Linked DNA regions of Mus musculus: regions 1 and 3 are each linked to region 2. The links are chromatin loops, found by intact Hi-C in ENCODE. Cell type or tissue: heart. All regions are shown on one strand. Links, peaks and the distances in the headings refer to the core of each region. The heading gives the core; the rest is flanking DNA. Region 1 has its middle 26 kb from the start of Cd93. Region 2 overlaps Gm46770 (a long non-coding RNA gene). Region 3 holds the start of Cd93 (CD93 antigen).

Region 1 (10,080 bases), core at 1,462-9,461, 67 kb after region 2:
GAGCTTAAGGATATAAAAACAGAGCAAGTGTCGGTGGTCGGAATAGATTGAAAGAGTGTAAGACATCATGTGCTGCACAACAAGGTCCTTAATTACAAAGCCACCTTGCAAAAGTCCCATTAACTTTGTTCTATAAAGGTCTGGAGATGTGGCTTAGCGGTTAAGAGTCTGTTTGCTTTTGTAGAGGACCTGAGTTAGGTTCCTAGCACCCATGGCAGGTAGCTCACAACCACCAGTATCTCCAGCTCCAGAGGATCCAATATCCTTTTCTGAAGTCCTCAGGCACCTGGGATTGAAAATAAAAAATATGTCTTTAAAATCCACAACAACTAAGCCTCTGGTCCACAACAACTGCAACCAAGCAGAAAATACAATAGAAAATTCTTTTACCAATGCCAGGAAGTTTTGAAGAAAGAGTTTTTTGTTTTTTGGGTTTTTTTCTGATTTTTCTCAATTACATTTCCAATGCTATCCCAAAAGTCCCCCACACCCTCCCCTCCACACTCCCCTATCCACCCATTCCCATTTTTTGGCCCTGGCGTTCCCCTGTACTGGGGCATATAAAGTTTGCCTGTCCAATGGGCCTCTCTTTCCAGTGATGGCCAACTAGGCCATCTTTTGATACATATGCAGCTAGAGTCAAGAGCTCTGGGGTACTGGTTAGTTCAAAATATTGCACCTACAGGGTTGCAGATCTCTTTAGCCCCTTGGATACTTTCTCTAGCTCCTCCATTGGGGGCCCAGTGATCCATCCAATAGTTGACCGTGAGCATCCACTTCTGTGTTTGCTAGGCCCCGGCCTAGTCTCACAAGAGACAGCTATATCACGGTCCTTGCATCAAACGCTTGCTAGTGTATGCAATGGTGTCATCGTTTGGAGGCTAATTATGGGATGGATCCCTGGATATGGCAGTCTCTATACGGTCCATTCTTTTGTCTCAGCTCCAAACTTTGTCTCTGTAACTCCTTCCATGGGTGATTGTTTCTAATTCTAAGAAGGGGCAAAGTGTCCACACTTTGGTCTTCGTTCTCTTGAGTTTAATGTTTTTAGCAAATTATATCTTATATCTTGTGTATCCTAAGTTTCTGGGCTAATATCCACTTATCAGTGAGTACATATTGTGAGAGTTCCTTTGTGATTGGGTTACCTCACTCAGGATGATGCCCTCCAGGTCCAACCATTTGCCTAGGAATTTCATAAATTCATTCTTTTTAATAGCTGAGTAGTACTCCATTGTGTAAATGTACCACATTTTTTGTATCCATTCCTCTGTTGAGGGGCATCTGGGTTCTTTCCAGCTTCTGGCTATTATAAATAAGGCTGCTATGAACATAGTGGAGCATGTGTCCTTCTTACCGGTTGGGACATCTTCTGGATATATGCCCAGGAGAGGTATTGCGAGATCCTCCGGTAGTACTATGTCCAATTTTCTGAGGAACCGCCAGACTGATTTCCAGAGTGATTGTACAAGCTTGCAATCCCACCAACAATGGAGGAATGTTCCCCTTTCTCCACATCCTCGCCAGCATCTGCTGTCACCTGAATTTTTGATCTTAGCCGTTCTGACTGGTGTGAGATGGAATCTCAGGGTTGTTTTGATTTGCATTTTTCTGATGATTAAGGATGCTGAACATTTTTTCAGGTGCTTCTCAGCCATTCGGTATTCCTCAGGTGAGAATTCTTTGTTTAGCTCTGAGCCCCATCTTTTAAGGGGGTTATTTGATTTTCTGGAGTCCACCCTCTTGAGTGAAGAAAGAGTTTTTAAAAGTCAAAATAACAACAGAGAAAGAGTATGTGTTCTTTATGAGAGAAACTTTAAAACTGCATAGAGATAAAGGAATGAGACCATGACTACATGGAGCTGTGTTGATCTGGGCTTGAAAATTCAGCACTGTGGCATTTGAGTATCTTCACGAACAATGCATGTGTTTATGGTTATCTAGAGAAACCTTGTTAGGATTCAAATGCACAGGTCCTGAACTAGGGTGGCTCAGTGGAAGTTTTTGACTTTGCAGGAGTGGAAAAGTGATTCACACTCAGTAGAAAGCATCATCCACAGAGGTTTTAACTTGTCTCTCCCTGGATTAGTCATGGGCAATCCAACCAATCCACTCTTGTCCTGCTCCCAGGCTGCTGTGATTGGAGCACTCCACTGCCGAGCTGTGAGGTTGGGTACCTCATACCTTGAGCTATTGCTAGGTTTGGGGAAGATATAATCCCCACTCAAAGTTGAACATCTGTAGATAAGTTAATTTTTATGTGTGGAAAATTTTCATGGGAGAACCATAAAGGAAAAACAAGGTTAAAAGATACAGGGCACTAGATGAAGAGGTTATACATATACATTGGAACATAGTAACTCACTTAAAGAAGTCTAATCAATTTGGCACGTTGTTGTTTAAAAAGTCAGACAGATCAATAAAAGAAGACCCAAACAACAGACCTAAGATACAAGAATTTAGTTTATATTGCAGGCAAATGGATTGAACTAGAAAATATCATCCTGAGTGAGGTATCTCAGACCCCAAAGGACTTGCATGATATGTACTCACTAATAAGTGGATATTAGAAAAACAAAACAAAACAAAACAAAAAACAAAACCTGTACAGAATACCCAAGATACAGTCCACAGAAATCAAAAAGCTCATCAATCTGAAGTGCTCAAGTGAGGGCGCCTCAGTCCCACTTGGGAGTGAGAAGAAAGCAACCATAAGTGGGAAGAGAGGGAGGGACCTGGGAAGGTAAGTGGAAGGGATTGGAGGAAGTAGAGGGGAGAGGGGAACCTGATCTGGTATTGGGTGAGAGAAAAGGACTAAAGCCCTGAGGGCCAGCAGAAAGAATGGAAACAGGCAACCTCAGGAAATAGTAGGTTGGGGGGAACCCCCCCCCAGAATGCACCAGAGACCTGGAAGGTCAGAAACTCCCAGGACTCAAAGGGAGGGACCTTAGCTGAAACACCGGACAGTAGGGAGAGAGAACTTACAGAGCCCAACTCGAGCAGGAAGACAGGACATCAAGTGAGGAATGGGGTTCCCATCCCACAGTGACATCTTTGACCCATAATTGTTCATTTCTGAAAGAATTACAGGGATGGAAATGGAGAGGAGCCTGAGGAAAAGAAGGTCCAGTGACAGACCCAAAGTGGGATCCAGCTCAAGGGGAGGTCCCGAGGCCTGACACTGTTACTGAGGCTATGGAGAACTCACAAAAAGGGATCTTTCATGCCTGCCCTCCGAAAGACCCAACAAGCAGCTGAAAGAGTCAGATGCAGATATTTGCACCCAACCAATGGACAGAAGCAACTGACCCCTGTTGTTGAATTAGGGAAGACTGAAAGAAGCTGAGGAGAAGGGCAATCCTTTAGGAGGACCAGCAGTCTCAATTAATCTGGACTCCCAAGATCTCTCAAACACTGGACCACCAAACAGAGAGCATACACCAGCTGATATGAGGCCCCCAACACACATACAGTAGAGGACTGCCAGGTCTGTGTTCATTCAGAGGTGATGCATCTAACCCTCAAGAGACTGGAGGCCCTAGGGAGTTTAGAGATCAGGTGGGGTGGGGAAGGAGGGGCACCCACATGGAGACAGGGTGGGATGGGGAGCAGTCGAAGGTTGGATGGGGTGCGGAGAGGGAATGGAAAAAATAAATTAAAAACAAAGAAAAAGAAAAAGAAAAGAATGTAGTTAATAATAAGAACAGTATTCAAAGCCAATAGAGCAGGACTTATTTGTTCTTTAATTAGGCAACAAAATAATAAGCAAGAATAAAATTAAGTTACATCAATAATCTACTCCCATCATTCAAAGTAGATTCCTAATACAATAACAACAAACTTTAAGAAAAATAATATTGTAGACATACTAAAGGAGAACAAGGGCCTTTATTCTTCCTTTTCTTCTTTTTAGTGTGTGTGTGTGTGTGCCTGAGAAAGAAAATTCTTTTCTATGCAAAACACAAATGTGAAGCCAAAAGGCACATGGGCAATGCATTTAATTAGATAAAAATTAGAATGCTCTGGAAATAAAAACATACCATAAATGAAGTCGAAAGATAAATGACAAACTGAGAAAAAAGAGTTCACGGTAGGGAACATGCAGGCACATCTCACAGGCAGTTGCCTTTACAAACACGCATCACATTTCCACAAGAAAATTACCCAAATCCCAAAGGAAAATAAACACTTTGCCCAGACTCCTCTAAAGAAAGCAGTTCCAGGGGATGGCCAAAAAATGCAAAGGACAAGAGAGGTCACTGCATACTGGCTTAGGAAAAAAAAAAGCCCTGCTGTAGGGGCTGATAAGGGACACCCTCTAAGACATTTCCATGTGACAGAGTAGACCAGTGCAGGATTGCACATATATGGACATGTTTGTATTGGAAGAGAAACTTGTGGGAAGACTTAGCAGAAACTCTTCCCCACAAGGAGGGAGCCTGAACTCTGGGGAGAAGGGGCTCTTGCATTCATATCTACTGACCTGCCTAGGTTTCAAGTCAGTGCATGTCAATAGGCACTCCGTAAAGCTAGCTAACCTTCTACGGAATGTTGATAAAATATCTGGTTCTTTAGCAGCTGCCACAACCAGGAGCCAGAGCACTTTGCTCTATAACAATTGTAGACGGTAGGGGTCGTGGGGACTATGGGGAGGACCGCAGCTGGAGCACAGTGCATGGAGGCTATGCCTCTGGAGTCACCCTTCAGGGGGGTTCTTTATCCATACAAGAAACCCATTCAGGCTTTCTCTGGAGGAGCACTCCATGCTAGCAAAGCAGTGATCTGTGCGGGGGGGGGGGGGGGGAGGGGGGCTGGAGGCTGGCTAGAATAGGACTGAGTCATTATCCCTGTCTGTGTGGCTTTAGCATACCTGGGTCCCTATTACCGTGCACCCCAATACACTGCTGTCTGGGAAGAAAAGTGGCTTAGTGTGTGAATGAAATCAACAGAATAGAGTCTATGTGATTTTACACCCTCCATCCCCATTTCTCCTTCAAAGATGAGACCTAGGATTGTCTCTCTCATCCTAAATCAGGTATATTTTGAGGTTCTTATAACACTGCTTTTTACTGAGTGACCCTAGGAACCCATGTAAGGTTTGGAGGCTCTTCTTGATGCACTTATCTAAAAGTGGCTCGATAGTTTTAAGCCATCCGTCTACTACTTGAGGATATAGCCACTTTATCCCAAATTTCCATGGCTGAGAGAAATTTTCTGGCTGCTGCTGAATAGTGGGTTGAAGGGAGGAGGTCTGGGGGAGTTTTAAAGCCACAGTGACTCTGGATGCCCAGCTAGCCCTCTACAGAAAAACAAAGTAGCCAAAAGGAGCATCCCTTACCTTCCTGCCAACCTTCTGCTGGGGAAAAACACTCCCGATGTGCAGGGTCGGTTCTAACATCACACTTGGTCCCCTCTGCAGGATATTCCCTGGCTGGAGGGAGCAGAGGTGCGATGCTTATTGACCAATACTCCCTGTCTCTTGCAACGTAATTCAAAAAAATGCAGTTGGGAGAGTGGGTTTAGGGAGCTAGAAGATTCCATTGTCATTAAACAGGATGCTACAATATCCACTGTCTAAACCCCATTACAGCAAAGTGTGTTTTATTCACAGAGTAGAATACTCAGGAAGGACAGGAGGTAGGCCACCTCCAGCCACACCCAGTGATGTGGCTGGGTCTCACAGGCTTGGTAGTAATATAAAGATACCAGACACAAAAGAATAAACCTGTGACCCATTGATGTGATCATCAAAGATGTTGGCACAGACAACAGAGGAATACCATTTTCATTTGACAGCAGGGGTTGGGGCCAGGACAACTGTTTTAGGAGCTGGTTTCTTAAGTGAACTTTGTGTAAATTTATCAGGCAGGAGGGCTCCATAAAGCCTTGGTCTTGTAGGCAAGTGATATTTTAATAAAAGATACAGTGGGTGGTTAACAGGTGGGGGTTAAGGGGTGGGTGGTTAACAGGTGGGTGGTTAACGGGTGGGATTAACCTATTTTCTTTCTTCTCCTCTGAGTGGGGGTTGGCATCACTAATAGGAAAATCCCTGATGCTGATGTCACACGTCTTCCTGGTCCTGTTAGTCTGCTTTTCATTAGTTTTTGTTCTTATTTTAAATGAGCTCCTTTTTTTAACTTCCTTCCTGGCATTTGAGTCATTTCCCATGTCTTTGTCTGCTACAGCTAAGGAACTTGCTCCTCAATATGTTCTGCAAGTCCCACTGTTTGTCTCTTCGGGGGCTTTCTACCAGATATAGATATGGGGTGAGCAGAAGACTCTGGAAGGGATGAAGTTTGAAAACAATGGATGGGTTTGACCCCATGGAAAGACTGTGCCCAATCACTTTGACTAAAAGCCTTGAAGGTAGACAAGTGTTCACCTCTGCAAAGCTAAAATTCTCTTGCTTTGTGAAGTGCCCCTGAAGGTGACCCAGGGAGAACTTCCACCAGCCCCTCACTTTCCAGCCTTGAGGGAGAGTTAAACACTCTGACCACATGCTGTAGTGTAGCAAGAGCCAGAAGACCTGCTTTCATATTCTGTGGGTTTGTTTCCTTTCAGTCATTCAGAAGCAGTTGGGATCTGCTTACCTCAGGTGCATAAGAAGAAGTCTAGACATCCTTCACACTGAGATCAGCTCAACACTCCACATTTGCCTTAGCTTTTCTGAAACCTGGTTCTAAGGATTCTGACAAGGACTAATATAATGCATCTGAGTTGGTTTTCCAGGTCCTGGGGTTCTCTGTGGTCCTCACTTAAACAGGTGCACCCTCTAACCGGCCAAGAGTTATTATCCATGCCCCATGAGATATAGAAAAACAGATGTGCTATACAGATTGCAATAAGAAAGGGCAAAGAGTTGCAAACCAGTGCCTATGGTTCAAATCTAGATTAGTGCCTGTGTGTATAAATGAAGTTTTATTGGAACTTGGCCATGAATGTTTCTTTATATATTATCTATGGGCACTTTTAAGTTACTGGAACAAAATAGTTTGATAAACACTGAAAAGGCCATCAAGAAGAAGATATCTACTGTGTTCCTCTAGTTGCTTCTGCAGTATGATCCTGTTTGAGTAGAACTTTTGGGAGACACCTGTGGAACAACAGCCATTGTGCTAACAAGTAAGCATTTTCTCTCAGTGGGCAAAGATGATTTGGTCCAATTTCCCTCAATAGTTCATGGAGTTGCCTGTGATGGCAGCTATGCACAAGGTTAGTCACCACTTGTCTTAGTTACTGTTCTTATGGCTGCTATATAATACATTGACAACAACGAACTAAAAGGTGAGTTTATTCTGATGTACAGTTCCAGAACACAGTACATTATTTTTTTTTTCCATTTTTTATTAGGTATTTAGCTCATTTACATTTCCAATGCTATACCAAAAGTCCCCCTTACCCACCCACCCCCACTCCCCTACCCACCCACTCCCCCCCTTTGGCCCTGGCGTTCCCCTGTACCGGGGCACACAAAGTCTGCGTGTCCAATGGGCCTCTCTTTCCAGTGATGGCCGACTAGGCCATCTTTTGATACATATGCAGCTAGAGTCAAGAGCTCAGGGGTACTGGTTAGTTCATAATGTTGTTCCACCTATAGGGTTGAAGATCCCTTTAGCTCCTTGGGTACTTTCTCTAGCTCCTCCATTGGGAGCCCTGTGATCCATCCATTAGCTGACTGTGAGCATCCACTTCTGTGTTTGCTAGGCCCCGGCATAGTCTCACAAGAGACAGCTACATCTGGGTCCTTTCGATAAAATCTTGCTAGTATATGCAATGGTGTCAGCGTTTGGATGCTGATTATGGGGTGGATCCCTGGATATGGCAGTCTCTACATGGTCCATCCTTTCATCTCAGCTCCAAACTTTGTTTCTGTAACTCCTTCCATGGGTGTTTTGTTCCCACTTCTAAGGAGGGGCATAGTGTCCACACTTCAGTCTTCATTTTTCTTGAGTTTCATGTGTTTAGGAAATTGTATCTTATATCGTGGGTATCCTAGGTTTTGGGCTAGTATCCACTTATCAGTGAGTACATATTGTGTGAGTTCCTTTGTGATTGTGTTACCTCACTCAGGATGATGCTCTCCAGGTCCATCCATTTGGCTAGGAATTTCATAAATTCATTCTTTTTAATAGCTGAGTAGTACTCCATTGTGTAGATGTACCACATTTTCTGTATCCATTCCTCTGTTGAGGGACATCTGGGTTCTTTCCAGTTTCTGGCTATTATAAATAAGGCTGCTATGAACATAGTGGAGCATGTGTCCTTCTTACCAGTTGGGGCTTCTTCTGGATATATGCCCAGGAGAGGTATTGCTGGATCCTCCGGTAGTACTATGTCCAATTTTCTGAGGAACCGCCAGACTGATTTCCAGAGTGGTTGTACAAGCCTGCAATCCCACCAACAATGGAGGAGTGTTCCTCTTTCTCCACATCCTCGCCAGCATCTGCTGTCACCTGAATTTTTGATCTTAGCCATTCTGACTGGTGTGAGGTGGAATCTCAGGGTTGTTTTGATTTGCATTTCCCTGATGATTAAGGATGTTGAACATTTTTTCAGGTGCTTCTCTGCCATTCGGTATTCCTCAGGTGAGAATTCTTTGTTCAGTTCTGAGCCCCATTTTTTAAGGGGGTTATTTGATTTTCTGAGGTCCACCTTCTTGAGTTCTTTATATATGTTGGATATTAGTCCCCTATCTGATTTAGGATAGGTAAAGATCCTTTCCCAGTCTGTTGGTGGTCTTTTTGTCTTATAGACAGTGTCTTTTGCCTTGCAGAAACTTTGGAGTTTCATTAGGTCCCATTTGTCAATTCTCGATCTTACAGCACAAGCCATTGCTGTTCTGTTCAGGAATTTTTCCCCTGTGCCCATATCTTCAAGGCTTTTCCCCACTTTCTCCTCTATAAGTTTCAGTGTCTCTGGTTTTATGTGAAGTTCCTTGATCCACTTAGATTTGACCTTAGTACAAGGAGATAAGTATGGATCGATTCGCATTCTTCTACATGATAACAACCAGTTGTGCCAGCACCAATTGTTGAAAATGCTGTCTTTCTTCCACTGGATGGTTTTGGCTCCCTTGTCGAAGATCAAGTGACCATAGGTGTGTGGGTTCATTTCTGGGTCTTCAATTCTATTCCATTGGTCCACTTGTCTGTCTCTATACCAGTACCATGCAGTTTTTATCACAATTGCTCTGTAGTAAAGCTTTAGGTCAGGCATGGTGATTCCACCAGAGGTTCTTTTATCCTTGAGAAGAGTTTTTGCTATCCTCGGTTTTTTGTTATTCCAGATGAATTTGCAAATTGCTCCTTCTAATTCGTTGAAGAATTGAGTTGGAATTTTAATGGGGATTGCATTGAATCTGTAGATTGCTTTTGGCAAGATAGCCATTTTTACAATGTTGGTCCTGCCAATCCATGAGCATGGGAGATCTTTCCATCTTCTGAGATCTTCTTTAATTTCTTTCTTCAGGGACTTGAAGTTTTTATCATACAGATCTTTCACTTCCTTCGTTAGAGTCACGCCAAGATATTTTATATTATTTGTGGCTATTGAGAAGGGTGTTGTTTCCCTAATTTCTTTCTCAGCCTGTTTATTCTTTGTGTAGAGAAAGGCCATTGACTTGTTTGAGTTAATTTTATATCCAGCTACTTCACCGAAGCTGTTTATCAGGTTTAGGAGTTCTCTGTTGGAATTTTTAGGGTCACTTATATATACTATCATATCATCTGCAAAAAGTGATATTTTGACTTCCTCTTTTCCAATTTGTATCCCCTTGATCTCCTTTTGTTGTCGAATTGCTCTGGCTAATACTTCAAGTACTATGTTGAAAAGGTAGGGAGAAAGTGGGCAGCCTTGTCTAGTCCCTGATTTTAGTGGGATTGCTTCCAGCTTCTCTCCATTTACTTTGATGTTGGCTACTGGTTTGCTGTAGATTGCTTTTATCATGTTTAGGTATTGGCCTTGAATTCCTGATCTTTCCAGAACTTTTATCATGAATGGGTGTTGGATCTTGTCAAATGCTTTTTCTGCATCTAACGAGATGATCATGTGGTTTTTGTCTTTGAGTTTGTTTATATAATG
Region 2 (10,080 bases), core at 626-8,625:
CCCTCTCCATGTTGAGGCTGGTCCTTGGCATCTGGGGACCACTTGGACATTGCCAGGGTCTGTGACAATGTTCATGCTAGACACATGAGGTACTTGGGTATCTTTTGAAGACACAGGTCTGCTAGGAATGGGAAATAAGAGGTATCTCTGGAAGGCAGTATAGCCAGCCTGGCAGAGATAAATATACCCTAAGGAGAAGCTTCTGTCTCTCATTCTACCAGAATGTTGAAACCACGTCCCCAAGAAAAGTGGGATTTCTCTAGGGAACAACATGCTGGAAGAAGCAAAAGGCTCCAGACGGAGGGAGAACTTGTCTCCCAAACGAGATTAAACACAGTTCTAACCACTTGTTAAGACTTGTTACCTTACAGGGAAATACAAAAGTCCAGACGAGGATGAGCCCACGGTAGATGGGACCATACCTTCACCAGGACTGCTTAGCTGTGCTTCGATGTACATATCCTTGATTCTGTATTTAAACTTTAAGACTCCAAAGACAGACTTGGAGGATGTGTTGGATCTCTTTGTTCCTTTCCCAATGTGGCTTCATTGATTATTTCTCAACATTTTGCTTTCTATTATTATTTTGGTTCTTTTTTTTTTCTTTAAATTTTTTTAAATTTATTTTTATTTTTCAAATTAAAATATAATTACATCCTATTCTCCCCTCCCTTTTTACCGCTAGCCCTTCCCATGAGCTCATGTTCTTGCTCTCTTGCAAATTCATTGTCCGCTTTTCTTTTTTTTTTTAATTAGGTATTTTCCTCATTTACATTTCCAATGCTATCCCAAAAGTCCCCCATACCCACCCCCCCAATCCCCTACCCACCCACTCCCCCTTTTTGGCCCTGGTGTTCCCCTGTACTGGGGCATATAAAGTTTGCAAGTCCAAAGGGCCTCTCTTTCCAGTGATGGCTGACTAGGCCAGCTTTTGATACATATGCAGCTAGAGACAAGAGCTCCAGGGTACTGGTTAGTTCATATTGTTGTTCCACATATAGGGTTGCAGTTCCCTTTAGCTCCTTGGGTACTTTCTCTAGCTCCTCCATTGGGGGCCGTGTGACCCATCCAATAGCTGATTGTGAGCATCCACTTCTGTGTTTGCTAGGCCCCGGCATAGTCTCACAAGAGACAGCTATATCTGGGTCCTTACAGCAAAATCTTGCTAGTGTATGCAATTGTGTCAGCGTTTGGAAGCTGATTATTGGATAGATCCCTGGATATGGCAATCACTAGATGGTCCATCCTTTCGTCACAGTTCCAAATTTTGTCTCTGTAACTCCTTCCGTGGGTGTTTTGTTCCCATTGCTAGGAAGGGGCAAAGTGTCCACACTTTAGTCTTCGTTCTTCTTGAGTTTCATGCGTTTAGCAAATTGTATCTTATATCTTGTGTATCCTAAGTTTCTGGGCTAATAACCACTTATCTATCAGTGAGTACATATTGTGGGAGTTCCTTTGTGATTGGGTTACTTCACTTAGGATGATGCCCTCCAGGTCCATCCATTTGCCTAGGAATTTCATAAATTCATTCTTTTTAATAGCTGAGTAGTACTCCATTGTGTAAATGTACCACATTTTCTGTATCCATTCCTCTGTTGAGGGGCATCTGGGTTCTTTCCAGCTTCTGGCTATTATAAATAAGGCTGCTATGAATATAGTGGAGCATGTGTCCTTCTTACCAGTTGGGACATCTTCTGGATATATGCCCAGGAGAGGTATTGCGGGATCCTCCAGTAGTACCATGTCCAATTTTCTGAGGAACCGCCAGACTGATTTCCAGAGTGGTTGTATAAGCTTGCAATCCCACCAACAATGGGGGAGTGTTCCCCTTTCTCCACATCCTTGCCAGCATCTGCTGTCACCTGAGTTTTTGATCTTAGCCATTCTGACTGGTGTGAGGTGGAATGTCAGGGTTGTTTTGATTTGCATTTCCCTGATGATTAAGGATGTTGAACATTTTTTCAGGTGCTTCTCTGCCATTCGGTATTGCTTCTTTTTAAATGGTGTTTTGAAATGAGTGGCTGAACCTGGCTTGAAGCACAGGCTGTGATCTCTGAGACTGAGAAAGGTAGGAGGTATGGGAATGTTCCCTGTGGGCTACTGACCCCCTACCAGCAGCACTGTTACCAATAGCCCCTATCATCCTGATGGGACAAGCCCAGTCACAACCCTAAAAAGCACCTCCCACCCCCCTTTTTTGGTAAAGGTCCGTTTGAATTTGTTCCAATGAAAAATTTTGTCTATCTTTCTCTATCTTCTCTCCCTGATCCTGCCTCCATCTCCTTCTCTTTGACACTTGCTGAAAAAACTTAAAATCTTTCCTTTTTGAAGCTGAATATTTTAGTGGGTGAGAGATACAGAGCCCAGGAATAGAAGTACAGAAGGGAAGGGAAAAGGAAATAAGAAGAGAGGAGCACAGGAGGGGACAGATGGAAACTCAACTAGGCCAGCCTCTTGATAGAAGAGGGGACGCCAAACCACATCCCCACAATGTGGCTGGCAGGATGGATCATGAAATAATATTTGTCCATCAGATATCTCAGGAATGTGTATGCATTTTCTCACAGTGAATGGAGGTTTTTTTTTTTTTTCTCCTGGAAAACATCCTAAATGAATAGAGCTGGCAGAGGCAGAGAGCAGTGGAAAACAGGGCCCCAGTAGCACTGCCCGTAATTCCTACTAGCAGGGAGGGGCCCTCTCTCCCATGTTAGAATGATCTTAGCAAAGGGAGTGTTTCTGCAAGGTAAATGCATCTCTTCACTGATGACAGGCCACCATCAGCTTGTTCCCACCATTTCTGTGCCCACACTGGTGTGACAGTGATAGGTAGCTTGATACTTCACCTAAGCCCAGCCATGGTCCCAGCTCTCGTCCCAGGATGAATGCTGAAAGAGGGTGGGTTAGGATTTTTTTTTCTCTTCTAGCCTGGTGTGAATTAAAAAAGAAACAAGAAAACAATAAATTATCTGTAATTCTGAGGTCCCCAGCTTAACCTTTGTTTTGTTTTGCCTGTGAAGACTCCTGTCCCTTTAGCCAAGACTCTCTGAGGGGACCACTCAGGCTGAAGGTGCCACCCAGCCCAGCTCAGAAGGGCTTTGAAGAGGCCATAGTTCTTTATATGCACCCAGGGTTTCACATTTATTTCTACGGTTCAACAAATATATATACACATGTGTACATACATGTTATATATACATACACAGAGACTAAGACACAAAGACAACAGTAAAACACTAAAATTGGGAATCCAGCTAAAGAGCGTGGAAAAGTTTATTGTACCTCCTGGCTACTTTGCCGTAGCTTTGTCGTTTTAAACACAGGGACACAGATTTCAATAATCACATAAAGCTAACTTACTCTGTTTACAAATAGAAACACTGGCAAGGAAGTGATGATTCAGGGCAATGGAATTCTGGGAAGGATAAGCTTATGAGGGAGAACTTCACAGGAGTATCTGATACCGCAAGTATCTTCACTCTACTATGGATGTTGGTTTTTCCTGTGCTCACACCACCAGGGTGAGCTTTCCAGCACTGCCTCGGCTAGCTCACCCAATGTCAAAGCAGGCAAGGGCAGGGCCAGCTCTCCCATGCTCACTCCTTCCTAGGTGGGCTTACCCACACCCATGCCACCAGGGTTAGCTCTACCATGTTGCCCAGGCAAGGTGCAGGACCCCTCTCTCCAGAGTGTTGCAGGGTGAGGGGCAAGGGCGAGTCTCCCATTCTCGTGACCAAGGGGCCAGGTCTCCCCCACTGTAAGTGACAAAGGAGGCTGTAGTTCTTAAGCCTCTGTTATATCAGAAGAATCTGAGTTAAATTCAGGCATCCAGGAATTAGAAGCAAGGTCCTTTATAAAGCTTTCCAGGTGATGTGGTATATAGGAGCCCGAGATGCTGCCTTTGCAGTAAAAAGTGACAGTTGCCAGTAAGGCATCATTGCTAGGATATGGTCTCTCAGGCTCTGTTCTCATTGCTCCCCACTGCCCTACCCCAGGTTGTGAGTGAGGCTTCCTCTTTGCTCTTTCTGCTGTCCATTGCCAGCCTTCTGTGACCCTCTTACTTCATCTCCACACAAGAGGAAGGGAAATCTTTGCAAAGGCATATAGCAAGAGCTAGCTATGTTCCTTCTTCTGTTGAATCAAGAGTGACCTCATGTACTTGGTCCTGTCCTTGGCCATCTCTCCAGTCTATCTGGCCCTTGGTATCCAGATGTTTCACAGTGACTCATTTTTGGTCTGTGGGGCTGTTCGTCTGCAGATGTGCGTTAGCTTAATTGTGTCTGCCATCCATTATGCTGCAAGCCCAGGGTTGTATGAGGTTTCAACCCTGACCTCATCAGAGCTGCAAACCTGACGCAGCTTTTCCGATGATGCTTCTGGGGCTCCCATTAAGACTTCCTGTCAAAAGTTGGGCGGTGGTGGCGCATGCCTTTAATCCCAGCACTTGGGAGGCAGAGGCAGGTGGATTTCTTAGTTTGAGGACAACCTGGTCTACAAAGTGAGTTCCAGGACAGCCAGGGCTATACATAGAAACCCTGTCTCGAAAAAACAAACAAACAAAAACAAAAAACAAACAAACAAAAACAAAAAACAAACAAACAAACAAAACCTTTCTGTCAAACCTGTGGCTTTGCCTTTCAATGTCTTCCTTGCCACCCAGCCACTGAATCTCTCTTTTGAAAACTGCCCAATGCATTTGTGAACCTAATTGAATGGATTAAAGAAGGCTCTGGCTGGGCAATACTGTTTTAAAAAAAGGTCAGTTGTGGTCACAGGGATCAAAGTACTTTTCCTTAGAGGCTTGTGAATGGACGCAAAGGCAATTTCAAAGTTGAAGAGTCCACGTGGGCCTCTGGGTCCTTTCGCAGCACATGGGCTTGCTGCATAGAAAATGCAGGCTGCTTGGCAAGCACCACCACTGTGAGCCAAGCACTCACAGACTTCCCTTCATGATGCCTGGATGCAGATTCTCTGCCTGAGTCAGCTGACTCCCAAACTGAGTCCTGCAAGTGGAGGCTGCCTCCTATCTCTCAGACAACTCTTTGCATAACACAAGAGTGTGGTCATTGGGGGAATGAATCCCTGGAGGGAGGAAATGTGCAGAAGAATCTCATTTTTACATACTGGCTTCCAGGTTTGAGCAAGACTCTGCCAGCAGAGGGCATGGTTGGCTTCTTTGCTGCCCAGACCTTCTCTCCAGGCTGTTTAAGATGCCCTGTTCGGAACTAAGATGGGTTAGATGTCCCTAAGGACAGTGCAGATTATGGCTTCCTTTCTAAAGACTTCTTAAAGCCAGGGTGGAAGTGGCGATATTCCTCGGTCAGCAGCCTCCCATCTCCCTCTCTGTAGCTATGTGTGCCATAAATCCAGGTCCTGCCCAAGCTAGGTTCCCATCTTGATGTCTACAGGAGGATAATGGCAGCCAACCACATTTTGAGGTTCAAAGTTCCTTCACTAACCTCTCTACTGTTCATGTCTGTGACAGTAGGACAGCAGACCACTGCCCATGTTTGTGACAGCAGCACCGCAGGCCACTGTCCATGTCTTGAGAGCACTCTTGTGAGGGCAGAATAACCTGCTGCTATGTGATTCCTTGAACACTTAGAACTCAGGGTACCAGATCTTAAGGCCCATCTGGGATGCATGGCACTGCCAGGTGGTGGGCAGACCTCTGCATAGCATTGCTGGGCTTCCTATATATAACAAATAGAATCTACGGCCATGATTCTAGGGGGCTGAGGTGTTGCTTCCAGGGACTCCCCCTCTTGAATGTGGAAAACCGGGACATAGATATCTGATGAACACATGTGGGTTCTTTGTCCCTTTGGCTTTGAGAAACCCTGGCCTAAACTATAGCACTACCACTGCTGTTTTTTGACACACGCCGCCAGCTTTGCCCATGCTTGGAGTCCTCTTTAAACCATATCATGTTATCAATACTGTGTGATACTGTTCTACCAGCAGATCAAGGGTATAGACAGGGATTCTATGCCTACAGGGCTCATATCCTGGGCTTATAGAATACTCAACATGTTATTTACAGGACTTCTGTTCTGTACTAGCCCAGTGGAGGGACCCCAGGATAATGTGCTGTAGTATTGATTTGGAGTGACTCCAAAGGCCAGGTCTCACAATGGTGCTTCTGGAAGGTGGTGGAATCTTTAGTAGATGGAGCCTAGTGAATGGTCTTCTGGATTCAGGAAGCATAACATTGAAGGGGATCATGGGACCTCACTCTATCTCTTTCATTTTCTACCATGATACAAGCATCTTTGTTATTCTCATCCATATTCTCCTTCCACAAAGCAATGGTACTGACTGATCATGGGCTGAAATCTTCCAAGCGGGTACAAACAAACCTTTTCTTTTCATACACTGAATATCTCAGTTATTTGTTATAGTAACAGAAAGCTGACCAACACAAACAGTGAACCAAATAAATGCCAAGGTGGAGTTACAGGTATACTAATTTTACTAGGGTCAATACCTATAAGAGTACCATTAGGGAGGGAGCCAAGACAGCTAGAGTGCTGCCATCTCCCTCTGAGGATTAGAAAGCCAGTGGCATATATGTTAGTTTCTTGGACCCATACACATGTGCTGGCATTGCTCAAGCACACTGAAATTGAGTAGTCACTTTGAATACTTTCTTTGAGCTCCCTGTGGTGTGCACAGAATGGAAGTTTTGGTTGTGGAGTGATGGAAAGGCACCATAGTAGCACTAGAGGTTCTGAAGAAGCTGACACATGGCAAAACCTCTTCTATGAAGGTTCACAGACAAAGACCCTACCACATCCATCAGACAACCTGAGGTCTGGGAGAAACATGAGAATCATTAGCCCAGGAGAATTTCAGAGATGGTACTCACCCCAGGAAAATAAGTGTCTTTGAGAATAGGACTCTGCCTGTGTGTTGTGTTGCCCTGGCTGGAATACATCACCATGGAATTTTCTATGAAGAAGTCTATACTACTTGAAAGGAGAAGTACTATGACAGCCCGATTTGCATGAAAATAAGTTTTCTAGGTTTCTTGCCTTGCTTTTTGTGCCCTCACCCAATGTCTTCTATAGAACTTTGAAGATTGCAGCTCAGCCTCATCTCTTGCTTACTCCTGAGAAGTTTAGTGTTAGCCAGTTAGGATGGGGATGCAGAAGCCATTGAGTGGGTAAAGAAAAGACTGTGGGTGAAAGGCAGGGAGAAAAAGAGAGTCTTGCCTCTTGGATCCTTTTTGCCTACAAGAATCCTTTTTTGTTTTGATTATCTTTTCTTCTCCTCCTTGCCTTCTTCTTCCTCCTCTTCCTCTTTCTATTATTATTATCATCATTACTATTATTACAAGCATCTGAGTGTGTGTGTGTGTGTGTGTGTGTGTGTGTGTGTTTACTGAGGACAACTTTGTACTTACCGATCCTCTCCTTTTACCTTCACATGGGTCCTGGGGTTTGAACTTGGACAGTCCAGCTTGCACAATAGTTAATTTTGTCCACTGAGCCACATCACCACCTCTGTTTCAGGAAGAGTTCAGGTCACACACAAAAAAGGCTGGACAATATACAGCCTGTAAATTGCCCACAGAGCACAGACAGGGTTAAGAAGGAAATACCAAAAGGCCAGATGTGTCACTTTTTGTCATCTCAAGTGAGAGACTACAGAGTTAAAGGACAGGAAAATACATCTGGAGACTCTTAGTTCAGTGTTGCTGTGGTCTGGAATGCAGTCTAATCTCAGGCATGGGAGTGAAACCTGCAATTAACCTTTCAGACTTGTGCTTTGGAACTGCACTTCTCTGACTGACTGTGCTGGACCACACAGAGCTCCAGGTTAAATGTTGATACTTTACATCTATTCAACGTGTGGAATCACATCTCAGAGGGGCTGCCAGTGCCCTGTGTCTGATTTCTAAAACACACACACACACACACACACACACACACACACACACACACACGAAAATCTCAGTAGTGTATTTTGAAGAGAACAGCCAGGAGTATCCATCATGTCATGCTAATGCATGCATTCATCCAGGAAGCCCTCCTGTCCATCTCATAGGCTGATTCAAGTTCAGTTTTATTTCATTTCTTTCCTTCTCATTGGCAAAGGTATTACCTTCAAAAGGTGTCCTGCCCAGGCTAGGAGAAATGTCTTTTCTTTGATGGAAATTTCCCAGTGAGCTCTGCTGCAGAAAGAAGTGGTAACAACAGGAACTCTATCATCTACTTGAGAAGGGCCTCAGAGCATCTAGCCCTATCCAATCAAAGCTGAGGACTGGGGAGGCCACCTCCTCCTGGGGATACATCCTAATGCTCACTAGGGTTGGTAGACTCCCTGGGATTTGTGGAGAGAACTACAGCTCAGCCATTGTGAACTGAGCCTTGATGAAAAACCCAGGGTCAAGATGTGTGCAGATCCTAGGCTTGCATTTTGTGTCCTGTGCAATGGCCAACAATGTCTCCTGTAAATTGCTCTTACAATACAGTTTTGGGGGTGACTCTCTCCTTTTGTCCCCAGTCAGGACTGGTTGCCTACCCCACCTCTAGCTTGCGCTTCCCCTGATTTAGGAGTGGAGTGACCTTCTGAACAGTCCCCTTCAGGGAGCTTGTGTTCCCTCCACCCTGCCAGCACTTCCTCTGCATTTCCCTTCTCCAAACAAGGCGTTGCCCCCTTCCTGTTTCCCTGTCACTAATGACTGCGACCCAGGGAAGGGAAATGTCGCACTAAGCCCCTTCCTTTGTCCTTACCTTCAGATTTTGGTTTAGGACTAAAGCCTGAGCACAGCAGGGATAAAGGATGGGTGCATCTACCCAGCCTCCTCTTCTGATGCTTCCTGTCTGAAGATCCAGTCATATGGGGGGGGGGACCCCAGTCTTTAAGCCAGTCTGCAGGAGCCACGAATGCTGAAATGGTACTCCAGGCAAAGGGTGGGATGGTAAATCAGCCCACATGAATATCCTGTCAGCATGAGAGATCCAACAGCTCAACTGCTTCCAGCCTCTGGTACCAGAGTATCAGATACTGAAGATAAAACAAAAAAGTAACTTCTATTTTTAAGGTTGCAACTCTTTATTACAACACAAATAGTGTCAAAGGACAGTATTGGACATTGGTTTCCCTATTATGTGCCCCTATTATGACTATGTTCTTGTTCCACATTGTCAGCACCAGTGCAAGTCGAGTTTTCCCAAGTTGTTTCTATGTCTGCTAGGGGATGTCTCCCCCAGAGACAGAGCTATGGAGAGCCAGGAGCAGCACACATGGCCAAGGAGGCGCCTCCATCAGCAGGGCTAGTGGGTAGATCGCCCTTTGGTTATGGTGTGTAAAAACACAATGGCCCCCAGAACAAATGGTTCAGGGGCATGTAGAAGGCCCATTGTAATAGCTGACCTTTCCCCCACTGCCCTCTAGACCTGAGCTTCTGTCTTCAGTGTAGAGATAGAGCAGGGATTGCAATCCCACTCCTCCACAGCTGTGCCCTTACTGCTGCCTCTTGAGTAAATGAGCATTGCTGCAACTGAAGGAGACCTGTGGTCAGCGGAGGTGTGGTTTATTGGGTTAGAAGGTACTTTTCTGGGCATGGTAGCCAATTTCTGACAATGAGTAGCAAAGATAACAATCCTATGTTCCGTTTTATACTGTGGATATTGTGAAGCATCCTTATGAATCTCTTTTAATCCCTTTGGGTAATGCTGGGAGGGACCCTAAATTTAGTTTCCATTTTGTTGAAATGTGGGCTCAAAGAAGTCAAGTAACTTTCCCAAAACCACACAGTAATTTAAAAAATATAGTTCTACCATTTGTGGAAGGAAATCCCAAGACTTTGACCTGAAACCCAGATATGTTTCCCTCTATATATACATATCTATAAAAATTTACCTTACAAATCAGATACAACATGAAGTTTATATTAGCTAACAAGACAGAGTAACCATAGCAATGCTATTTAAAACCGATGAGTTGTTTGTTCCTGGAATTTTTCATTTAATATTTAGGGGGGAGGAAGTGACTGTATTTATGGATTATCTACTTTATTAAGCACCATTACTGTCCTCACATGATATACAACAGTAGAGGACAGAAGGTCCCTTG
Region 3 (10,080 bases), core at 1,027-9,026, 94 kb after region 2:
TCCTCTAGAGAAATTCCTCACAACTGACGAGGGAGGCAACTGGAACTTGTGACAAATGGCTTTCTTTTGCTGGTCCACTGGTCAATAAAGGGCTTTTAAATTAGAAATCTATTTGTTTGTTTGTTTGTTTGTTTGTTATGTGTGTGTATGTGTGTGTTTGTGTAGGTCAGAGGACAACTCATAGGAGTCAGTTTTTCTTCTACTATGTGGATCCGGGGGCTCAAACTCAGGTTGTCAGGCTTGTCCAAAAGTGCCTTTACTTGTTTACCCACTAAAATAAAAAGAGACCTGTTAGCATTCCTTCTAGGCTCCACCCCACTTACTGGGCAACAACCAGGTATGCCTGGCTCAGTATAAAAGAGGCTGTTTGTTCCCTCCTCACTCTCTTCCTAGCTTACTCTCTTACCCTCTTACTCTCTTCCCTTTCTGTCCCTTCTCTCTTCATTCTCCTCCCACACTCTCTCCATGGCCTCTACTCCTCTCTCTCTTTCCCTCTCCTCTTCCCCTCCCCACTTCTCACTCTCTGTCTCCACTCCTGTCCCAAGTCCCTTTTCCATGTCCTAAATAAAGTCTATTCTTAGGAGGAAGGGATGCCTCAGAATGGGCCCTTAGAGGCATCCCCTCCCCTGAACCTTACCGCATCTCTATCAAACATATCCTGGTTCTTTATTCTGTCTTATAAAACACAACAAAGCCTTGTTTTCATCCGTTATACATTTTCTGTGAATGAATCACCACCTGCTTCCCTGCATCTGTTAGGTTTTCAACCTGGGCCTGCCCTGTGTTTAGCTGCTGGCTCTGTGGAATGTATTGACCCTCTGCCCAGGGACACCCTGATTTCTGGCTCACTGTTGAAATGTGTCCTTCATCACCAAGGCAGCAGCTGCTGAGGTCACTGGGGCCACCCTGTTTCCCATCATTCTCTTGCGCCTTCTCCATTCTATCTGCTACAAGGCTCATAACACAGTGCAGCCCATGCTCTCACCACCATGTTGGTGACAATGCTGCCAAGTACACAGTAGGTGATCATTGTGCACTCAAGGAAGAAGAAACCACAAAGGCATACACAGGCACCTATGGATGGTAGGAGATGCTGTGGGCTACACTATTACATAGTTTGTCTCTACACCTCCAGGAGGGAGAGAGAGAGAGAGAGACAGAGAGAGACAGAGAGAAGCCAGATAAATCCTGGAATGACTTCTAAGCAACAAACCTGCTGCTAACTGAGACTGAACTGATCATTCCAGTTCCAGTGAGATGTGAGATACCTTTTTAAAATCAATTCAGAAAAAAAGCTCAGAGTACTCAGCAAGACTGCAAAGGAGAAATAGGGAACTATAGGCTAAGTCTCGCCAGGCTTGGGATTGTTCTGGAACAGTCCCCACATTCTTTTCTGGTCCTGGAAGCCCAAGTTTGCATGCTGACCATCACCTAACTCCACTTCTCAGTGTCTACAAAAAGTTCTTATGTTATCTCTTCAGTTTTCCCCAAAGGATTCCAAAGAAAATCCCAAATCATTTCATGTCCTGGGGCTCTACTGTCTTCTGTATCCTGCCTCCCATGCCTCAGGCTCTAGGCTCAGTGCAACCAACCCCTTGTCCACAAGGCCATGGTGTATATTCTTTCCCACATGTGCCCCATTCTTAGATATCTTCCCCTTAGAACATTGTTTCTTAATCTGTGGTTGCGACCCTTTCAGGAGTTAAGTGACTCACAGGAGCCACATATCATATATCCTGAATGTCACATATTTACATTATAATTCATAACAGTTGCAAAATTACAGTTAAAAGGTAGTAATGAAAATAATTTTATGGTGGGGGGGGTGGTCACTGCAGCATGAGGAAGTGTATTAAGGGGTCACAGCATTAGGAAGGTAAAGAACCACTGCCTCAGAGTCTAACTCCGTTGCCCTTTTTATTCCCTTCCGTACTGCCTACTTCCCACTACCAGCTTCGGATTCTGATAATGGTCTTTTCTGCCACCCCTTGCTTTGCCTTATGTTGCCTTCAATGAAGTGAATCAATACTGAATTGTTCACATTTGTCACTTTTTGAAATCATGAAGGTAAGAATACCTCCCTGTAATTAGTGTTTAGCCTGGTATCCAATATGAAAAGTTATTAGACTGGTAGATGGCTGAGTAGATGGATGGATTAGTGCATGGCTGAGTAGCTAAGTGGATGATGAGGTGGATGGAATGCTATGGACACCTGAGAAAAGGTTTGAGTGAATTCTTGGGAATCAGGTCTTGTTAGTTCTGAACTCCAGATAGCATTCCCCTAAAAACCTGCCTAGACAATATCCTGAACCCCAATAAAAGCTTTGATATCCTCTCTTCCTCTCTCCATCCTTCTCCCCCCTTCCTCCCTAGTCTCCCCCTATCTTCTCTCTGTCCTTCCCTCTCCTTATTTCTCTCCCCTCCCTCTCCCTTTCAGTGTTGCCATAGTTCCCCACTTCCCACTAACATTGAGATCTGTGGTAACACAAATCTCTTAATTCACATGTTCTTTTGGGTTGCTTCCTCTTGCAAGTCACGACCACACTCACAACCGTGGGCATCTTGGGAAGAAGAAATTGCATCTAATAAAGAAAACAAAACAAAACAAAACACCCCCCCACCCCACCCCAAAAAATCTATCAGGACATTTGCCCGTGTCAAGCCCTGCCTCTGGAAGGGGCATATGATCTGGCAGGCCAAGACTAGAAATTGCAAAGTGACCTCAAAAGCAAGTGAGAGAACAGTGTAGCCAGCTGCCAGCAATAGAGGAGTGAGTGCTCAAGATCTGCCCAGAATCCTGCCTCAGCTGGATCCTGCCTCCACTGGGATGACTCTGTGAAGTGGCTTTTAACCTATCTTAGGAGGCTGGGCTCATTAGCACACTTGTGTGGCCTCATTCTGTTACTACTTTCCTTTATCTCTTAATCTAACACTTTCTCCAAAGTGTTAGACTCTGAGTCTAGCTGGGGTCAAGTAGAATATGGTGGTGGTTGGGGACAGGGGCAGTTAAACGTAGTTTCCACCTTCCAGTGGCTAGCTTTGATTGAGACAGGCCTTGGCCCAGGTGCTGTGAGCTGTAACGCCTGCCCGGGTGTTGATTCTTACATCGTGATTTTGAGCTGCAGCCTCTGATTGTGCTCCTGTGCCTTTGAACTCCGCCTAAGCCTTGGGTTAGGGAATATGACAAGGCAGGCCAGGTTCATTTTCCCATCTTTCTGATCTTTTGGGGACCCTGACACTTCATTTATAGTGCACTAGGAAACCCTGAAAACTATTTTCACCTTTTTAAAAAATATATATATTCTCATGGAGATTGACATTGTTGGAAACCCAGAAATTCCCACAGCCAAAATCCTATTTAAAAGCTTCCTGTCTATTTAAAGTTCATGATGGGAAGAATAAAAGAAAAAAACGACTCCAAAAACAGAGACAGGGTACAAGATAGGAAAAAAAAGCAGATCCAGTTTGCTTCTAAAAAAGGCCGAAAACTATAATCTTTCCATGCCCTTGTGTCTCAAGCGTCACATATTTTTCTTTCCCTTCTGGTGGTTTGCAATCTGAAGTGGAATTTTATCATGGGTTACTTGGATGATACTTTTCAAGTCTCTACCCTCCCACCCCCCAAAGTCTCTGCTCACTGGACAGCATGCCACTGGGGCTCTTTGTGGTATGGGAAAGTGAACGGACTCAAAATAAAGCAGCCATATCTCTTGGATCCTCTGTGTTTCCACAGCTCTGAGCCAGAGACTGCCCTCTGAACAACAAAACCGTGATGAAGGCAACAGGAGTCAGAAGGCTATTCATGGCAGGAAACCCCAGCATCCGGTGAGAAATAAGAAGTAGGAGAGCACAGGATGCGCCCTGGGTCAGGAGGACGTGAAAAGCGAGTCTTTGTAACCTTCTCAATGCCAGAGCTGTGGTAGTGTGAAAGCAGCAGTGCGCCTCTGCTCCCTTCAGAGCACAGCCTGGTGTCAAGGTCCAGGTTCCACCGGCTGCTGCTGTCACCGCAGGGGAGTCTAGCCCCTCCCAGAAGGAGACACAGAAGAATGGCCATCTCAACTGGTTTGTTCCTGCTGCTGGGGCTCCTTGGCCAGCCCTGGGCAGGGGCTGCTGCTGATTCACAGGCTGTGGTGTGCGAGGGGACTGCCTGCTATACAGCCCATTGGGGCAAGCTGAGTGCCGCTGAAGCCCAGCATCGCTGCAATGAGAATGGAGGCAATCTTGCCACCGTGAAGAGTGAGGAGGAGGCCCGGCATGTTCAGCAAGCCCTGACTCAGCTCCTGAAGACCAAGGCACCCTTGGAAGCAAAGATGGGCAAATTCTGGATCGGGCTCCAGCGAGAGAAGGGCAACTGTACGTACCATGATTTGCCAATGAGGGGCTTCAGCTGGGTGGGTGGTGGAGAGGACACAGCTTATTCAAACTGGTACAAAGCCAGCAAGAGCTCCTGTATCTTTAAACGCTGTGTGTCCCTCATACTGGACCTGTCCTTGACACCTCACCCCAGCCATCTGCCCAAGTGGCATGAGAGTCCCTGTGGGACCCCCGAAGCTCCAGGTAACAGCATTGAAGGTTTCCTGTGCAAGTTCAACTTCAAAGGCATGTGTAGGCCACTGGCGCTGGGTGGTCCAGGGCGGGTGACCTATACCACCCCTTTCCAGGCCACTACCTCCTCTCTGGAGGCTGTGCCTTTTGCCTCTGTAGCCAATGTAGCTTGTGGGGATGAAGCTAAGAGTGAAACCCACTATTTCCTATGCAATGAAAAGACTCCAGGAATATTTCACTGGGGCAGCTCAGGCCCACTCTGTGTCAGCCCCAAGTTTGGTTGCAGTTTCAACAACGGGGGCTGCCAGCAGGATTGCTTCGAAGGTGGCGATGGCTCCTTCCGCTGCGGCTGCCGGCCTGGATTTCGACTGCTGGATGATCTAGTAACTTGTGCCTCCAGGAACCCCTGCAGCTCAAACCCATGCACAGGAGGTGGCATGTGCCATTCTGTACCACTCAGTGAAAACTACACTTGCCGTTGTCCCAGCGGCTACCAGCTGGACTCTAGCCAAGTGCACTGTGTGGATATAGATGAGTGCCAGGACTCCCCCTGTGCCCAGGATTGTGTCAACACTCTAGGGAGCTTCCACTGTGAATGTTGGGTTGGTTACCAACCCAGTGGCCCCAAGGAAGAGGCCTGTGAAGATGTGGATGAGTGTGCAGCTGCCAACTCGCCCTGTGCCCAAGGCTGCATCAACACTGATGGCTCTTTCTACTGCTCCTGTAAAGAGGGCTATATTGTGTCTGGGGAAGACAGTACCCAGTGTGAGGATATAGATGAGTGTTCGGACGCAAGGGGCAATCCATGTGATTCCCTGTGCTTCAACACAGATGGTTCCTTCAGGTGTGGCTGCCCGCCAGGCTGGGAGCTGGCTCCCAATGGGGTCTTTTGTAGCAGGGGCACTGTGTTTTCTGAACTACCAGCCAGGCCTCCCCAAAAGGAAGACAACGATGACAGAAAGGAGAGTACTATGCCTCCTACTGAAATGCCCAGTTCTCCTAGTGGCTCTAAGGATGTCTCCAACAGAGCACAGACAACAGGTCTCTTCGTCCAATCAGATATTCCCACTGCCTCTGTTCCACTAGAAATAGAAATCCCTAGTGAAGTATCTGATGTCTGGTTCGAGTTGGGCACATACCTCCCCACGACCTCCGGCCACAGCAAGCCGACACATGAAGATTCTGTGTCTGCACACAGTGACACCGATGGGCAGAACCTGCTTCTGTTTTACATCCTGGGGACGGTGGTGGCCATCTCACTCTTGCTGGTGCTGGCCCTAGGGATTCTCATTTATCATAAACGGAGAGCCAAGAAGGAGGAGATAAAAGAGAAGAAGCCTCAGAATGCAGCCGACAGCTATTCCTGGGTTCCAGAGCGAGCAGAGAGCCAAGCCCCGGAGAATCAGTACAGGTAAAGTGCCATAGGTTACTTGGGTAGCTGGGCAGCCAGATGTAGGCCTGGGAGGCACAGACCACAGAACTGAGAGCAGAGACAAACAGTCAGCAGGCCATTTGTTGTTTAAAGCCAACCTCAGCAGCCCAGTCCAAAAGTGCCTATCTGTCCTATGAGTTCATGTGGAGTAGCGGCAAGGGGACCAAGGATGCAGATATGGCAGAGTTCCATGGCATCTCACACTGTAATCTTCTGTTTTCCACAGCCCAACACCAGGGACAGACTGCTGAAGACTATGTGGCCTTAGAGACAGCTGCCACTACCTTCAGAGCTACCTTCTTAGATGAGGGGGAAGCCACATCATTCTGAATGACTTGACTGGACTCTCAGCAAAAAAATTGTGCACCTTCCACTTAAGAACCTGGTGGCTTGGGATAGGCAGGTATTTTCTTGGTGCCTTTGATATGTCTGGGGGTGAAAGCTGTGTGTTGGTTTGTCATTGTGGGGAGTTTTGTGGATATTGACAGACCTCACTCAAACACCCTTTTCAAATCCAATAGCAACTGGTTCCTCTGGTTCCTAATTAGGGGGAAAGGAGTCAGAGGGGTGGGACAGGGTGGGGGGATGGGGCTTCAAAGTTTTTTCTTATCACTTGATTTATCATCGAAGGAGTTACTGGTGCTAATTACAATGGAAACAGTTCCTTTCCATCACAGGACAGACAGCAAACCAATTTAAAACTACTTAACTAGGTGAGAGTGCTCTACCCTTCCTATAGGGACTTTTTCAGGATGGCTGCCTTTGTGTACATTTGCCTTCTGGCATTTCCCCTTCACGTCCCCCCCCCCCCCCCAGCCCCCTTGGTATTGTTGAAACTGTCAGAATGAGAGGAAGTTCAACCAACTGCTTAGGGAGTAAGCTGGCAGGAAGTTTAGATATTGTATCCCCTCACTCTTAACTTTCTGATAGCCTTGGGTTTATGGGCAAGCAAAGTTACAAGTTGGGAAGTTGCTTCAAGTGAGTGAGAGGTCTTGGTAAAAGCATAATCCAGAGGGGGAGGCAGGAGGGGATTGTTTTAACAGATATTTGAATGAAAATATCAGAATGAACTGATGCTAACACACACCTGATTATTGAGAAACAATAACAAAACTCCTAGATTCATTTGTCTTTGCGCTAGCACAGGCCCCAACTCCACTGCAGGGCACCCTGTCTACCTTTATACTGTCCCTAACTGGAAGCTGGTACTGTAGGCTCAGAAAGCCTTAGGAGGCTTTCATTCTGAACGTAAGGAAAGGATGTGTGAGCCAGGTGATGGGCTCTATTTTAAATGCTCCCATTTAAGTTTACCTTAGTCCACTTCACAGTTAAAAGTACATCTGGAGGACTTGAGCCCTATCTTGTTGGCGTGACACATACCAAACCAAGGATTAGTCATGAAGAAAGTTCTCTCTCTCTCTTTTTTTTTCTTAAAAAAAAAAAAAAGGAGATAGAGGGGAAAGGGAAAGGGGAAGAGAGAACAGCTAAAAAATGTCCAGCCTTTAAAACTGCTTAGAGCCATCTTATGATTGACATGTTTATTTCAAAGTGTCCATTTACAAAAGTGTCCCTTAAACTTGCAAAAGTGTCCCTTAAACTTGCTGACGGTAATGTTGTTTCAGCTGCACAGGTCTGTCTGGGGACTGGAAGGCATCCCTGGTGAGTCACTTCAGTATCTCTGGGAGGCTTCATCTTAGTTGTCTCTGCTGTTTGAAAAGCTGAGACATGGAATGTGTCTCCATCATGAGATTCAGAGTCTTTGTTCTCAGACTAGAGAACTTTGGTTTCTAGGAACAAAGGCACCCATCCCTCAAGTTGATATCCAGGAATCGAACGTTAATAACAAGCAGATTCAAGACCTTTGGAAATATCTTAGAGAAATATATTAGAGAAATACCTTTTTTTGGCCAATTTAAAATGAAGATATTTTTATTAGTCTCTCTCTCTCCTCCCTCTCTCTCTCTCTCTCTTCTCTCTCTCTCTCTCTCTCTCTCTCTCTCTCTCTCTGAAAACACAAGGTGGAGAGTAATGGGAAAAAGATCGGGCTCAGTGGGATGCCTGAAATGAGTGCATTTAAAAATCAACTCAGCATCTGGCTTTCAGTTGAAGTTTGGGTGTTTGGAACAGGATCCCTGGCAATAACTGAGATTGGCAGCTAATCCATTACCAGCAGACCAGCATTACCAGCCTTTCAGATCATTCAGATGAATTTAGAGCCATGGTAGTATCTGCATATACGGACATGACCCTAAAAGCATCACTTTTACCTCCAGGCCTTCAACTGCTCACCTTTATGGCTGGAGATGAGGAAGATAACTGAATCTAGGCTCCCCACAGCTGTGTTTGATCTATGCCCAGGCTGCTGTGTAGGACTTCAACTGACCAGGATGACTTAGGGGATAGACATGAAGCTCCATTTCCAATACTCCTAGGGGTACAGGATCCACTCTGTGGGACCCACAACAGGGAAGGGAATGATGAGGAACATATTTTCTCAAAGTGTGCTTTCAGCATGAGCCACTCCCGTGGAGACAGAGCTCTCTCATCTCCTGACCTGCCAAAGCCTTCAGGAGAACCATACCTCATGTGGCAAAGCCAATGGAGCCACTCACTGTTCCTAAATGGGTGCTTTATTTTCACATATATTCTTTTTTTTTTTTTTTTTTGAGACAGGGTTTCTCTGTATAGCCCTGGCTGTCCTGGAACTCACTCAGTAGACCAGGCTGGCCTCGAACTCAGAAGTCTGCCTGCCTCTGCCTCCCAAGTGCTGGGATTAAAGGTGTGCGCCACCACTGCCCAGCCTCACATATATTCTTGCTGTCCTCATACTTGAGACTGGAAAATTCTGGCTTAGGGCATCTAAGAGGCAAAGCAATAAATAAGTGAACTTCTACTGGACCAAAGGTGTGTTAGGCTATGCCTTCTCTACCCACGACATCAGTGAGCAGAGACAGAACACTCCTCTGCCTGTGAGGACCAGAGGAAGTACTACTTGGCAACAGAATTTTCTTAAGTCCAGACCTGGAAAAACTGTATTTTGGAGGGGCATACCTTCAGGCCTCCAGCCTACCCATTACTGAGTTGTAGGTGGCCATCACTGTCCTTTGTATTTTATGTGGTTCTGGCGATGGTAGCCAGCACATGAGTATGGTAGACACTAGCCTTCCAGGATCCCTATACTCCTAGTACCTTGCATTATTTTTGTTCATTATTAAAGATAGTCAAAAAGCAATACCTCCTCACCCCCAGTAATTTGAGGAGTTAAACAAACAAACAAACAAACAAACTACTCAGAAAGAAGTGCCTGGAGAGAGAGAGAGCCCTAAACACTATTTGCAAAGGAAGTCTAGCCTCAGTTTTCCCTGGTGTCTAGCATGGCTTTGATGCAACCCCAAATGTATGCATTTTCTGGCTTTGGAGACCCACTTATCATTATCATTACTACCATCACCACCACCACTACCACCACCGTCACCATCACTGTCATCACCAGCTCAGGGTGCTACGCATCATCATGGTGTTTTATTAATGACAGTAACTGGATGAATCCCACCTGTCTCTAACTGAGAGCAAAAAGGCCAGACAGAAGAGGAGCAGAAAGAAGAGAAGCGGGCTGCTTTCCTTCAGCTTCATACCCGGGGAAACCGAGTAAGCCTCTGGGAAGGTCTACCCTGATTCCTTCCCCAGAGCACTGGATAATGTGGAATGAAACACAAATACTTTTGAGTACATGTTCACAGTGCAGGGCAAGCTGCCGAGAAAGAACTCTTTACCTCCTCATCAAGTTTTCCTCCTCTTTGAGTTCCTAACCATGAGCCTCGCGTGGACTGTTATCACCAACCAAACTTTCAATAGGTGGATGGGATCACTAGGTCATTTTGTTCTGCCTCTCTTTTCTCATAAATATTTCTGCCCAAACTAAAGGAACAGAGATGAGATTTGACCAAAAAAGGAAAAAAAAAAGATTACTCCATTCAAAATAACATATTTTTTGAAAGCAAATATAGGAAAGCCTTTTCCTATTATTTTTTTTCTTCTTAGCTTCCCCATTGTCTGAATTGGGAAAACAGGAAAGCATTGCTTTCTAGCACCTGCAAAATGGT

The links. Hi-C counts contacts between places; a loop is a spot of excess contacts. Peaks named below come from ENCODE experiments on the same cell type or tissue, not always from the same donor. Only the 100,000 strongest peaks of a DNase experiment are listed, where the experiment ranks them.
Region 1: a loop joins it to region 2, with 2.0 times the contacts of the local background. A loop is called at or near these places in 5 of 42 quality-filtered maps.
Region 3: it touches region 2 in a loop (6-fold over the local background); 6 of 42 quality-filtered maps call a loop at or near these places.

What each region holds. Positions count from the first base shown.
Region 1 is chr2:148,464,303-148,474,382 of GRCm38, reverse strand. No RefSeq gene overlaps it. Among named protein-coding and RNA genes, the nearest start is that of Cd93, 26 kb to the right of the region's middle. In heart, for the core only: a CTCF peak has its summit at 4,626; a DNase peak (open chromatin) is centred at 6,262; H3K27ac peaks cover 1,609 bases.
Region 2 is chr2:148,530,791-148,540,870 of GRCm38, reverse strand. All of the region lies in intron 2 of Gm46770 (a long non-coding RNA gene), which reads left to right. Among named protein-coding and RNA genes, the nearest start is that of Gm46770, 26 kb to the left of the region's middle. In heart, for the core only: a CTCF peak has its summit at 5,147 (motif pointing right); DNase peaks (open chromatin) are centred at 5,080 and 8,590; H3K27ac peaks cover 312 bases.
Region 3 is chr2:148,437,391-148,447,470 of GRCm38, reverse strand. Cd93 (CD93 antigen) reads left to right here and starts at 3,936. Exons shown (of 2, transcript NM_010740.3): 1 at 3,936-5,956; 2 at 6,204-10,080. The coding sequence starts at 4,047. The coding sequence ends at 6,228. In heart, for the core only: no CTCF peak of the experiment used is centred there; DNase peaks (open chromatin) are centred at 3,850, 5,240 and 5,850; H3K4me3 peaks cover 4,114 bases; H3K27ac peaks cover 4,321 bases.